Regions from separate parts of the Homo sapiens genome. Here all the other regions are linked to region 3. Evidence: chromatin contacts called from ENCODE Hi-C or POLR2A ChIA-PET data. All regions are on one chromosome and are shown on one strand. The core of a region is the stretch at or near the end of the contact, and the rest is flanking DNA. Distances in the headings are between cores, read along the strand shown. Region 1 holds the start of PPARA (peroxisome proliferator activated receptor alpha). Region 2 holds the start of CDPF1 (cysteine rich DPF motif domain containing 1). Region 3 overlaps PPARA (peroxisome proliferator activated receptor alpha).

Region 1 (3,870 bases), core at 1,162-3,661, 44 kb before region 3:
GGCTTTACAGACCTGCCTTCCGTCCTGCGCCCTGCCGCTGGCCTGGGGGACCCAGTGCAGATGGGGCTTCTCTGTGCCTCAGTCTCCATCTTGCAATGTGGGCACAGTAATAATTACCCTCAGAACATCTTCCGGATCAGAAAATGTAAAAAGGGACCTGAGACAGCATTGTCACCACATAAATGGTAGCTATGAACTAAGATCCATATGCACCAGATGCTCCCAGTAGTCACTAAGGCGCCAGAGAGGAAACTCAGGTGGTGCTCAGAGACATTTTCAGGAGCACTGATTTGTCCTCAAAGTTACAGATTTCTACTCAGTCCCTGCGCCAGCGGTGTTTCTGTTCTGTCGTGTGGCCCTCATTTCATCAGCACTGAAGAAGGTAAAGAGAGACTTCCTGGAGCTGGGAATGGGGGTGAGGGTGTGCCCTTTGTGACAGTTGCTCCCATGCTGGGTGTGTGACAAGGTCTTCGTGGCCAACAGAAAATTGCTTCATCTCTCTCATCTGAGCGTGGTTTCCCAGAAGAAACCTACCACCCCCGGGAAGCATGGATATGGGGCTGTTTCTGGCCAGGATACTCCCAAGAGAAGAGTCCTGAACTTGCTTCTACCCTCAGGACGCCTGCGGGAGACTGGCTGACAGCATTTGATTGAAAATGCTTATTTCTGGGACACATGGATGAAAAACAAGTTTTCTCTCCCTAAAACCTTGGGAGCCCCAAAAAACCCAAGAATATCACTTTCCTATGTCTGCTGAGTGTACGTGACCACTCTGCACACCCCCACATAGCCTTTGTCCTTGTTCATGAGAATGTTCACTAGGTCTTTCAACACCTGGTTGACCTGGGTGGTGCATCTGGGTCACACACCTGTGTGGACCCTGGTCCTTGAGAGTCTGGGATATGGGTATGCCAGGTAATGTCTTTGAGCCCGGAGGTCCTCATGAGGATGTAGCCCCTGAGCTCTGCGTGGGCAGCCCAGGGTCAGCTTCCCTCACCAAACACAACAGGATGACAAGCTTGGATGTGGCTGCCTGCACACCCCACGAGATATGCAGGATATTACGTGTACAGGTCACCCTATAAACTCTGAAACAACATAAATGATAGCTATTGCTGGCTAACATGTGCAAGAGAAGGTGAGGTTGCCGTGTGCCAGTGGGAAGGATATGTGGGTGTCTGGAGGGTGGGGCAAAGTTCACCATAGGTGCCTGGCTAATCAACAAGGGTGAGTTTAAGAGAAGTTTGTGAAAGGGCCAGTTCCCGCCTGATCTCCAGTTCCCCTGCCTAATGAGATCTGGGTTTGCTTTCCGGAGTGGGTCCTCCTGGGCGCCCGCTGCCACAAATAGCACAGTGGCAGGCACAGCTGGCAGCGGAGGGCAGGCAGTGGAGCGGGCATAGCACACATTGCGTTCCCGAGGAGGGGAGCCCTGATGTGCCGGCACCCAGGGGCTTTGTGCATTCCGCTCCGGCAGCTCGAGCGTCACGGCCCGAACAAAGCGGCTTTGCAGGGCGCTCTCCTACTCCTCGCCATTGGCCACCGGGCCGCGACCTCTCCTTGCTCTGGCAGAGTCCCAGCGCCTTGCGTAGGCACAAAGTCAGCCCCTCACCCCCCAGCGCATGAAGTAGGGGCGGGCATGGCTCTTGGGCCGCTGGAGAGGGGTGGGGTTGTGGGGTCGGAGCTGGCGGCGCCTCCCCGAGCCCGTCCGCGTTGCCCTTCACCCTCCTCGTTCCCCCGCCCACCACACCGCCCTGGCACCTCCCGCCACCTGTTTCCTTGTCCTCCCAGCTCGCCTTCCCCTTCTCCTTATTTTGCATCCTGGGGTTCCAGGGACAAGGTCCCTCCCGGGCCGCCTCCCACCCTACGCACTTCTGAGCCTCAAGGGCACCCGGTCCCGGGTCCCGGGTCTAGACCGGCTCATCGCACAGAGTAGCAGAGCCGGGCTCATCGAGGAGGCAGGAGGGGCTCGCCAGCGTGGCACGGGCGCCCGGCGGGAACCTCCACCCGCCCCGCGGCCGCGCGTCCCCGCCTCGAATTCAGCCCCGCCCCGGTGCGCCGGGCTGGAGGGGCGCTGACGCTCAGCGGTGTCCCATCGGTGACCTTGGACGGTCCCTCCACCTCTCCGGCCTCAGTTTCCCTTGGCTGCAGCGGCCGCGGGGCGCTAGGTGGGAGCCGCTGAGCGCTCCCGGGGCCCCGCCCACCGCGAGCAGCCAATCGGGCGCCGCCCTCCGGGGGGTGTGTCCCGGGGCCGAGGCCCGGGGCCCGGAGGGCGCGCGGGGCGGGCGGGGCTTCCGGGTCGGGCCTCGGGACACTGGCTCGCGCGGACCGGGGCAGGGGGCGGGCCGAGGGGCGGTGCGTGTCGCGGGGGCGCGGCTGGCACGGACGCGCGGAGGCGGCGCCGGGCATGGGCCGTGGACGCGGCGGCCCCGCGGCGGGGGCAGCGGGCGGCGGGGGCGGAGGCGGCCGCTAGCGCCCTGCCCGGCGCCGCCTCCTTCGGCGTTCGCCCCACGGACCGGCAGGCGGCGGACCGCGGCCCAGGTGCCCGGGGGCGGGCGGGCGGGCGGGCGGGAACGCGCGCGGGGGTCCGCGGTCCGGGCTTCCCAGGTCCCGGGACCCGGAGGGCGGCGGACGGGGGAGGGGCAGGGGCTGGGCGGCGCATGCGCGGGGCCCGGGGTCTCGGGGTCTCCGGGTCCCGGGGACCCGGGGGCCCGGGGTGCGCGGCTGGGGACCTGAGGGCGAGGAGCGAGGACACACACCGAGGACTCTTGCGAGGGATCTCGGGGCCCAGCTCGGCCTCCCTCCTAGCGCTGGGGGCCTGCCCGGAACCCGAGTCCGCGGCTGTCCCTGGGGTTTGGCGCTGCGCGGAGGTCGGGTCTGGGGACCGCAGCGACTCTGGGTCTTCGGGTTGTCCCCTCGGAGGGAGGGCCCACGGGCGGGGACATCGGGACTTGCCCTTTCCTCGGCGCAGCGGAGCTGGGGCGTCGCCGACTCAGAAGGTGCTTTCCGAGACCTCCAGGGATCTCCGAGGCGAGGAAACCCGGGCCCCGGACAGACCGACCCTGGGTGGGTGCGCCCGGCTTCTGCCGTCGGACGGAGACGCGCGTGTTTGTTCCTCCAGCTGCGACCACCTTTGAGGAACGGTTCCCACTTTGTGCCCCAACGCGGCGGGGCGACCCCGGACAGGCTGCGCTGGGCCGGGTGGCTTCTCTGCGGAAGCCGCGCCACGTCGCTCCCGGTCGGGGCCGCTGAGGGTCGGGCGCCCAGGTCTTTCCGGAGTCCCGGGCTGCGCGGCCCGCGTGGTGCGGGTGAAGCTGGAGGGGCGCGGGGTGGTGCCAGTGGAAGTCAGGAGGGTCGGCCCTGCCCCCTCACGCACCCCAACCGGGCACAACTGCACGCCTGTGCTTTTCTGAAGTCTTTTTTAAAAGTTAAAAGAGAGGAAGTGTGCTCCAAGTGTCAGGATTCTTTCCAAGAAAAACCCACAGTTGTCCAATGGCCTGGGCTTCGTGGGACCTCCGGGGCTGCACGCCCACGTCAGCCTCAGCCGACCCCTGCCAGGAAACCAGGGAGGCCCCTCCTCTCCCAGCCTCCTTGGGATAAGGGTGCCTTGGGGAACTGGGTCAGGGCAAGGACACGGGATTTTCCTGGGAAGGACCCTGCGACACCCGTGTCGTTGCGGGGCAGGGTCAGCATGACTTTCCTCTTCCAAGGTGAAGAGTTGGGGGGCATCCAGAGAACAACCGTAATCACTTCCTCCTTCACCTTCTTACTGCCAGGCTGAAGCTCAGGGCCCTGTCTGCTCTGTGGACTCAACAGTTTGTGGCAAGACAAGCTCAGAACTGAGAAGCTGTCACCACAGGTAAATAGAAGGTT
Region 2 (4,031 bases), core at 654-3,153, 56 kb after region 3:
TTGCCTCCCTACCGTACCCTTTTCTCTATCCCCAGCTGAAACAGGTTTTCACCGGTGCCCAGAGTGACAGGATTTGCTGTCCATATTCCAATGGTTTAAGGTTTTTGTACTGCTAGAGAGAAGGATCCAGACAGGATCAAGCCAGAGCACCCATCTCTTCTTCCAGGTCTGCACCACGGTAAAAGCGTTCCGGTCTCCTGCTCTGCCCCATTCTTTACCACAAGCCCCCAGTGAACGCTGGTGGAGAAGGGCCCAGAGTGGGTGCAAAATCTCCTGTTTCTGCTGCTCCTAGAAGCTCTATGCCCTCACATTAGTCCACACGTGGTGTGGACATTAGAACTGTTTTCTTGGCCAGGCGCAGTGGCTCATGCCTGTAATCCCAGCACTTTGGGAGGCCAAGGCAGGCGGATCACGAGGTCAGGAGATCGAGACCATCTAGCTAACATGGTGAAACCCCGCCTCTACTAAAAATACAAAAAATTAGCCAGGCGTGGTGGCGGGCGCCTATAGTCTCAGCTACATGGGAGTCTGAGGCAGGAGAATGGCGTGAACCCAGGAGACGGAGCTTGCAGTGAGCCGAGATCGCGTCACTGCACTCCAGCCTGGGAGACAGCGAGACTCCATCTCAAAAAACAAACAAACAAAAAAACTGTTTTCTTATCTGCTTGTATGGAACCCCCTTCTCATGTTCATGGTTGGGTCTTGGAGGCCTCTCTTTCCTTAGATTTCTGGCTAAATGGCTGCCATCTGATGGGTTCATCAAAAGTTACAATTTTGCTGATTACCCAGCTCCTTCTTTGACTATGGAATCAAGTACGACATTATCAGCTGGCCCCTAGCTCTTGGCTGTGACCTCCCCTCGCCTGAACTGAGCGTGGTGTATAAAGGCGTATCAAATGCGATGGCTTTCCCCACTGGGTGTCCCCAGATGCAACTCCAGGAAGCATGGGTTACCAGTGACTTTAAAAGTTAAGTCTGGCCCGGTGTGGTTGCTCATACCTGTAATCCCAGCACTCTGGTAGCCAGAGGCGGGCGGATTACCTGAGGTCAGGAGTTCAAGACCAACCTAGCCAACATGGCGAAACCCCATCTCTACTAAAAGTACAAAAATTAGCCGAGCATAGTGGCGGGTGCCTGTAATCCCAGCTACTTAGGAAGCTGAGGCAGGGGAATCACTTGAACCTAGGAGGCGGAGATTGCAGTGAGCCGAGATTGTGCCACTGTACTCCAGCCTGGGCGACAGGGCGAGACTCCTTCTCAAAAAAATAAAAATTAAAATTAAATAAAATAAAATATTAGCCGGGCGTGGGGGCGGGCGCCTCTAATCTCATCTACTCAGGAGACTGAGGTAGGAGAATCGCTTGAGCGGGGGGTTGGGGAGCGGGGGCTGGGGGGGCGGAGGTTGCGGTGAGCCGAGATCGCGCCACTGCATTCCAGCCTGGGCGACAGAGCGAGACTCTGTCTCAAAACAAAAGTTACGATCGATCGCGGGTGTGCGTGAACCTGATCCCGCTTCTCTTCTGCACGCCGGGGCGTCCTAGGCCCCTGCCGAGGCTCCTGGGGGCGGTGCCTGTGAACAGGGACGGCTGAGAGGGTCCGGGGATGCTGGTGGTCCCCGCGAGCCTCCGCCTGCCCTCTCTCGCCCCAGCGCTGCCCGAGGTCAGGGGGGACAGTCCCGTGAGGCCCACACCCCGCTTCTCGGTCCCGTCCCCAAAGCTGAGAGCGGCTGCGCCGACTCCTGGCGCTTGGAACCCAGCAGGCCACGCCGGCGCGGAACTCAGTCCCGGCGAGCGGGAGGCACCCTGAGGCAGCGCAGGGAAGGGCCACAGCACGCTCGCCCCAGTCACTCTGCCACCTCGAACTCACCGCCGCCCTCGTCCCACGGCTCCGCGTCCAAGGCGCCTGAGCGGCCCCGCCCCACCGCGGCCCGGCCAACCCCGGTGCAGCCGCAGACGCAGGCGCGGAGCGGGAGGCGGGACCTCGCGGTGGTTTTCCGCCTCTGCCTTGCTTTTCCGGTCGCCGCGGTCCTCTGCGCGGGATGTGGCTCTGAGCTTCGGGGTAGTCCGCGAGGCTGGGTTCCGTGCTGAGGGGCGTCGCGTCTGGCCGTGCGCTGCGGGAGCGCGCGGGCCTGGCCCGCTGTCCTGGCCGCTGCGAGGCGCTCAGCTTCTTTCTGAGTGTTCCGCCGGGTTCGACAGGGTCGAGGTCGCCGGCGCGAGGCTCCCGGATAGCTGAGGGGCGCGAGGGCGCCTCCAGTCTCCCACCTGCCCTCCCGCGCCGCGGACTAGGCTGCCAGTCTACCCCACCGGGACGTCTGCCCCCGCATGCAGGAGGGGGTGTGTCGGCCCAACGGGGTCTCAGGACCTGTCCCTGCTCCTCCAAAGCCCACGTCGCCTGCGGCGCCCCTCGGGTCTGCGCCGCGTTCTCCTTTAGCCTCCCGGGCCTCTCCGCTGCCCCTCGCCCCCAGGCACCAGCCACACCTGCTTCCTTCTGTTCCCGCCCGTGGCCTCTGACACGCCGTGCCCTGGACCCGAAATGCCCGCCCCACTCCTGGAGCCTCCGGTGTGTGAGAGGCACCTTTCCTTGGGGTCAGGGGCCCGGACTCTGAAGCCGGCCTGGCTTTGCCTGTGGGCCCCGATCCTCCCAGCTCGAGTCCCTCGCCCCAGCCGCCGCGGGCCTTCACCTGTGCTTTGGGGACGACAGGATGGCCACCCTCCTTCCCCCAAAGATTTGAGGGTTTTGCTCCACGCGGGAGAAGGTCTGCCTGTGCCACCAGCCGGCAGCCTTTCACATGCTGTTGCGTTACGGGGCCCTCTGTGACCTTTCCCTAGGCCGAGGGGTGCTTCGTCTCTGTTCCTGAGAGACCAGAATTTATTCTTGGTTTGTCAAGCCACATCTGTAGGAATGTTGCCCAGTTGCAGCAGGCTGGGGTCTGGGACTTGCTCCTTTGGCGAATTGAGAAGTAAGGATATAGAAGGCATTTTAGCACTAATGGAAACCAGAACCACTCTTAGACCTGGGCAAGAGGGGCCCCAGAAATTAGCAAGCGATTAGCAAGCAGCTGGATTTCGATGACCTCCACTGTACTTAGAGCAACGGCATTCGATTCGTTGGATCATTTCAAAGATGACATACTGGGTTGTTTGTTTGTTTCTGGCGGTGTCTAAAGATGGAACATCTTGAAGCATTTTGAATTTGACCTGTGGCTACCCTCAGATACAATGATGGTAACCCCATGAGTGCTGTTAAAGCAATTTGACTTATTGTAGACAGGTTAACACATGAGATGCGTTAAAAGAGTTAAGTGAAATAATAGGCAGCATTCAAAGAGCAAATCGTGGTCTTTGGCAGAAAATAGAGTTAATTTTGTATTTGAGCTGTCCAGTTATTACAATTAGAAAACGTTTTAAAGAATCCAAAAGGATTTAAAATATTGCATAAAGTTTTAGGAGAAAATGGTTTCCAAAAAGCAACTGCATATGAAATAAGCACTAAAATGACATTAAAGTACAATGTAAGAAAATCGGAACTAGAAGCATTTGCTGGAGTCTGAAGAAAAAGATTTATGGATGAATGATTCTGAAACTAACTTCTATAGAGACAATTTTCCGGCGATGGTAGATCAAGGTGTAGATTGTACTGAAGAGAGAGATTCAAACAAAGTGAGTAATCTACCGCAGTTTTCAGTTTTCTTGGTAATACCCCAACAACGTAAAAGAAAAACGTAAGAAATCCTGTATGGATCTAAATGTAAGAAACGATGATAATGGTGAAATAATAACATTATTTTATATAATGAAAATATTGTGTAATATTTTCTGCAATCATAATTTTTCATATGCACCCTTTCTACACTGTTTAAACATGATATCAACAGTCATGATTCAGTTCTACATATAACGCTTTAAGAATTTATTCATAATTCGTTACCACTCAGCAGAGTCAAGTTTCTCCCAATTGAAATAACTAAAAACTATCTGAAAGTATACTGACTCAGGAAAGTTTGTCTAATTTGGCACTACTGTCAAAAGAAT
Region 3 (4,203 bases), core at 914-3,413:
CTGGCCAACATGGTGAAACCTTGTCTCTACTAAAAATACAAAAGTAGCCGGGCGTGGTGGCGCACGCCCGTAGTCCCAGCTACTCAGGAGGCTGAGGCAGGAGAATCACTTGAACCCGTGAAACGGAAGTTGCGGTGAGCCGAGATCACGCCACTGTACTCCAGCCTGGTGACAGAGTGAGACTCCATCTCAAAAAAAAGAGAAAGAAAGAAATAGACATTGAACACCTGCTACACAGCAGGGATTGTGCTAGAAGTATGGATGCAAAGATTAGGTGAATATGTTCCCTAGCCTCACAAAGCATACAGTCTAGTAGGAGAGACAGACACGTAAAAAGTTTCAACAGCACAGATAATCAGGGCTACACCAGAATTGGGCCCAAGATGCTGCAGGAATCTATAGGTGAATGGGTTTCATGAAGGAAGAGCTTCTTCTCCCATTTATAACTCATTTTAGCCTAATCTTCCAAACAGTCACGCATCTAAGAGCAGGTGATGCAGAAAATACCCTCGTGTTAGTTATGAATTACCGTTGGAATCCTTCCAGTGTTTGCACCTGCCCTGTGCTCGGGTAACATAAAACAGTGATATAATTTGATGTCTACTTCCTCTTGTATTTGTCTGTTTTTAAGTGTTCTACAATTTTCATATACTCTGTTTCATCGTTCTCAAAGGAATATTTTGATTGATAAATGTTTAGTTAGTAAGACCTAAAAACTGAATCTCAGTAGTTTGAGCTTATGATATACAAGATGCAGCTCTAACATTTAAATTGGAAGGGAAATGTCAAAAAGATACCTGCACTCTTGTTTGTTGCAACACTGTTTACAATAGCTAAGATTTGGAAGCAACCTAAGTGTCCATCACCAGACAAATAGATAAAGGAAATGTGATATATATACACAATGGAGTACTATTCAGCCATAAAAAAGAATGAGATCCTGTCATTTACAACAACATGGGTGGAACTGGAGATCATTATGTTAAGTGAAATAATCCAGGCACAGAAAGACAAACTTCACATGTTCTCACTTATTTGTGGGCTCTAAAAATCAAATCACTTGAACTCAGAGAGATTAGAAGGATGGTTACCAGAGGCTGGGAAGGGTGGTGAGGGGTTGGGGGCAGTGAAGATGGTTAACAGGTACAAAAAACTAGAAAGAATGAATAAGACCCACTAGGTTTTTTGTTGTTTTGTTGTTGTTGTTGTTTTGAGACAGAGTCTCACTCTGTCACCCAGGCTGGAGTGCAGTGGCATGATCTCGGCTCACTGCAACCTCCACCTCCTGGGTTCAAGCGATCCTCCTGCCTCAGCCTCCCAAATAGCTGGGATTATGGGCACGCGCCACCACACCTGGCTAATGTTTGTATTTTTAGTAGGGACCGGGTTTCACCAGGTTGAACAGGCTGGTCTCAAACTCCTGACCTCAAGTGATCCACTCGCCTTGGCCTCCCAAATGCTCAGATTACAGGCGTGAGCCACCGCACCTGGCCACTGTTTGATAGCATAATAGGGCGACTATAGTCAATAATAACTTAATGGTATATTTTTAAATAACTTAAAGAGTATAATTGGATTGTTGTAACTGAAAGGATCAATGCTTGAGGGCACAGCTACCCCATTCCCCATGACGTGTTTAGTTCACATTACATGCCTATGTCAAAGCATCTCATGTACCCCATAAATATATACACTGAGTATATACCACAAATATTTTAAATAATTTTTAAAATAAAAAAATAAATTGTAAGGGAAAGAAAATTATGAATTTAGAAATGTAAAAGGTCTCAGGTAAGGAAGGAATGAGAGGATCATGCAGAACCTCCCATCATTGCTGGGACTGGAACAGAAGCCCTACCTTTTCCCAACACCCTATCCACCTGTCCCTCACCTCTCAGCTTTTGTGAGACTCTGTCTGTGCTATGAAACTGAAGATCTAATTCAGTGCTGTTTGCATTGTCTTGCCTCCTGGACCAGAGGTTGCAGTTGTTGAGAAAAGGGATGGTTGGTTATGCCTTGATCCCCCCCAGAGCATTTGGGGCATAGGACACGGGAACTGGCCAGCCTGGTTCACTCTTCTCGATTAGCTGGACAGCGGCATGTCATGTGGGTAATAGGAAGGGGTGGGGACTTCCCCGGGATATTCTGCTCCTGATCAGAAGCGCCAGTGATGTGGGGGGAGCCCCAGCACCAGAGCATGCTGGGAGGGCGTGCAGGGTGGGGCAGGTGCCCGTTTGGCCTCTGCTGTCTATCTGGGGGATGCATCCAAAGGCAACTGTTCCTTATCTGCTCTTGTTGGGAGCAAGGAAGGGCCAATTTGTTCAATGATCCGTATACAGCCAGTCCCTCTGGCCAGAGTTCAAGACAGTATTGCCTCACTCTATATAGAGATTGTATCTTGGTTAGCTCTTCATTCATAGCAAGACCAATGTTTCTGTAAATTAATCCTGGTATTGTTTAAAAGCAACTAAAAATGATGAAATTGTAAAACTTTGAAACTCCCTGAATATAACGACAAGCAAACTAACATTGTTTTATTGGTCGATGCTCCTGGCCAGAAGAGAGAATATTAGCAGGGATAAAAGGCATAGGCCACATGCATTTTCCACCCCAGTGCTGAGAACACGATGGGCGAAAAAGGGAGGTGGCCACAGCCCATCCATCACACAGTCTCTGCCCATCTACTTGCTTTTTCCTTTTTTTTTTTTTTTTTTTTTGTGACAGAGTCTCGCTTTGTCACCCAGACTGGAGGGCAGTGGTGCAATCTCAGCTCATTGCAACTTCTACCTCCCAGGTTCAAGCGATTCTCCTGCCTCAGCCTCCCGAGTAGCTGGGATTACAGGCACCTGCCACCAAGCCCAGCTAATTTGTTTGTATTTTTAGTAGAGACGGGGTTTCACCATGTTGGCCAGGCTGGTTTTGAACTCCTGACCTTAAGTGATCAGCCCACCTCAGCCTCCCAAAGTGCTGGGATTACAGGTGCGAGCCACCACGCCTGGCCCCAGCTACCTGTTTTCTTTCTTTTTTTTTTTTTTTTTTCTTTTTTTGAGACAAAGTCTTGCTCTTGTCCCCCAGGCTGGAGTGCAATTGCATGATCTCAGCTCACTGCAACCTCCACCTCCTGGGTTCAAGCGATTCTCTTGCCTCAGTCTCCTGAGTAGCTGGGATTACAGGCGCCTACCACCACGCCCGGCTAATTTTTGTATTTTTAGTAGAGACGGGGTTTCACCCTGTTGGCCAGGCTGGTTTCGAACTCCTGACCTTAAGTGATCTGCCCGCCTCAGCCTCCCAAAGTGCTGGGATTACAGGTGTGAGCCACCATGCCCGGCCCCAGCTACTTGCTTTCTATTGGGATGAACCTCATGGTTAATACAGTTAGTTAGTGACTGCAACTTTTGAACTTTTTGTTCATAGTGAAAAATATTTTAAGTAATGCTTACCCCATTATGTTTCTTGTCATTTGAAAAAAAATCTCCCTTCAGACAGAATGCAGAATAAAATACTACAGAAAATCTGTACAGAGTCCCAGCCTGACTTATGCTAGTAGGTTACAGAGAAAGAAAGTCTTCTAAACCCTATGAAAGGTTAACAGTTCTCTTATTTTTCCCTGTGTGCTATTTGATGATTTCCCTGTGAACTTTGATGATTTATTGCCAGAATTCCAAACATAATATGTGAATTTCACAAAAATGGATGAAATGTATCTATTTTTCATTGGTAGAAGAAGCCAAAACATCCCTTCCTCACCGCACTAAAAGCTGTTGTTTACATGAAGCAAACCTCAAATGTGAACATATTTTTACGCAAATGCATTTAATGGGTGAATATTTGCTTTGGGACGGTATTCTTTACTCTATCTGGAGAGTCTGGCGTTCCGTAATCACCATGTGATGACGGCTGCCCTGACAGTGGCTGGTAGCAGCACATACCCCCGAGCCTCTCCGTGGTGTGCGCCGTGGGCACCATGTGACCATTTTCAGAAAGGAAGACAGTTCTGGAAGCTAAAGGTCACCTAGTCAGCCTCGTTGGGTGATTGATGACTCAGCTGGGTTCAGGGAGGTGGACCCGAGGCAGAGCCTCTAGAAGGCAGCGGTGGGCAGGGCGGTTCAGGCAGGTGGCACCTGGGCAAAGGTGCAGACGTGGAATCCTGAAAGCAATTCTCAGCGCTGCTGCGTTTCCAGGAGGTAGAAGAACAGTGACAAG

What was found. A loop is a pair of places that touch in the nucleus more often than their neighbours do. ChIA-PET counts read pairs that join two places held with the same protein, here RNA polymerase II (POLR2A). Pooled maps may share reads with other maps.
Region 1: a map of heart left ventricle shows a loop between it and region 3 (7-fold over the local background). The contact joins the promoter of PPARA here to the enhancer-like site in region 3. A Hi-C loop is called at or near these places in 13 of 168 maps with a recorded cell type or tissue (HepG2, Right ventricle myocardium inferior, Right ventricle myocardium superior and 5 more) and 6 of 50 pooled maps. POLR2A ChIA-PET finds 5 or more read pairs at or near these places in 5 of 52 experiments (Caco-2, WTC11, activated CD4-positive, alpha-beta T cell and 2 more).
Region 2: a loop to region 3 is called in a map of Calu3, with 2.3 times the contacts of the local background. The contact joins the promoter of CDPF1 here to the enhancer-like site in region 3. A Hi-C loop is called at or near these places in 5 of 168 maps with a recorded cell type or tissue (Calu3, Right ventricle myocardium inferior, endothelial cell of hepatic sinusoid and 2 more) and 3 of 50 pooled maps. POLR2A ChIA-PET finds 5 or more read pairs at or near these places in 5 of 52 experiments (HCT116, HEK293T, K562 and 2 more).

The regions. Positions count from the first base shown.
Region 1 is chr22:46,148,115-46,151,984 of GRCh38, forward strand. PPARA (peroxisome proliferator activated receptor alpha) reads left to right here and starts at 2,412. Exons shown (of 9, transcript NM_005036.6): 1 at 2,412-2,538; 2 at 3,774-3,856. RefSeq lists silencers at 1,873-2,482, 2,633-2,752 and an enhancer at 2,963-3,152.
Region 2 is chr22:46,248,390-46,252,420 of GRCh38, forward strand. It overlaps CDPF1 (cysteine rich DPF motif domain containing 1), which reads right to left and starts at 1,904. Exons shown (of 4, transcript NM_207327.5): 1 at 1,867-1,904. RefSeq lists silencers at 1,483-1,652, 1,763-2,092 and an enhancer at 1,687-2,194.
Region 3 is chr22:46,191,873-46,196,075 of GRCh38, forward strand. The region is part of intron 3 of PPARA (peroxisome proliferator activated receptor alpha); the gene reads left to right. Among named protein-coding and RNA genes, the nearest start is that of PPARA, 43 kb to the left of the region's middle. RefSeq lists an enhancer at 4,014-4,203. Within about 2 kb of position 2,164, at least 3 of the 41 ENCODE cell types and tissues checked have a DNase peak (open chromatin) inside an H3K27ac peak, as active enhancers do.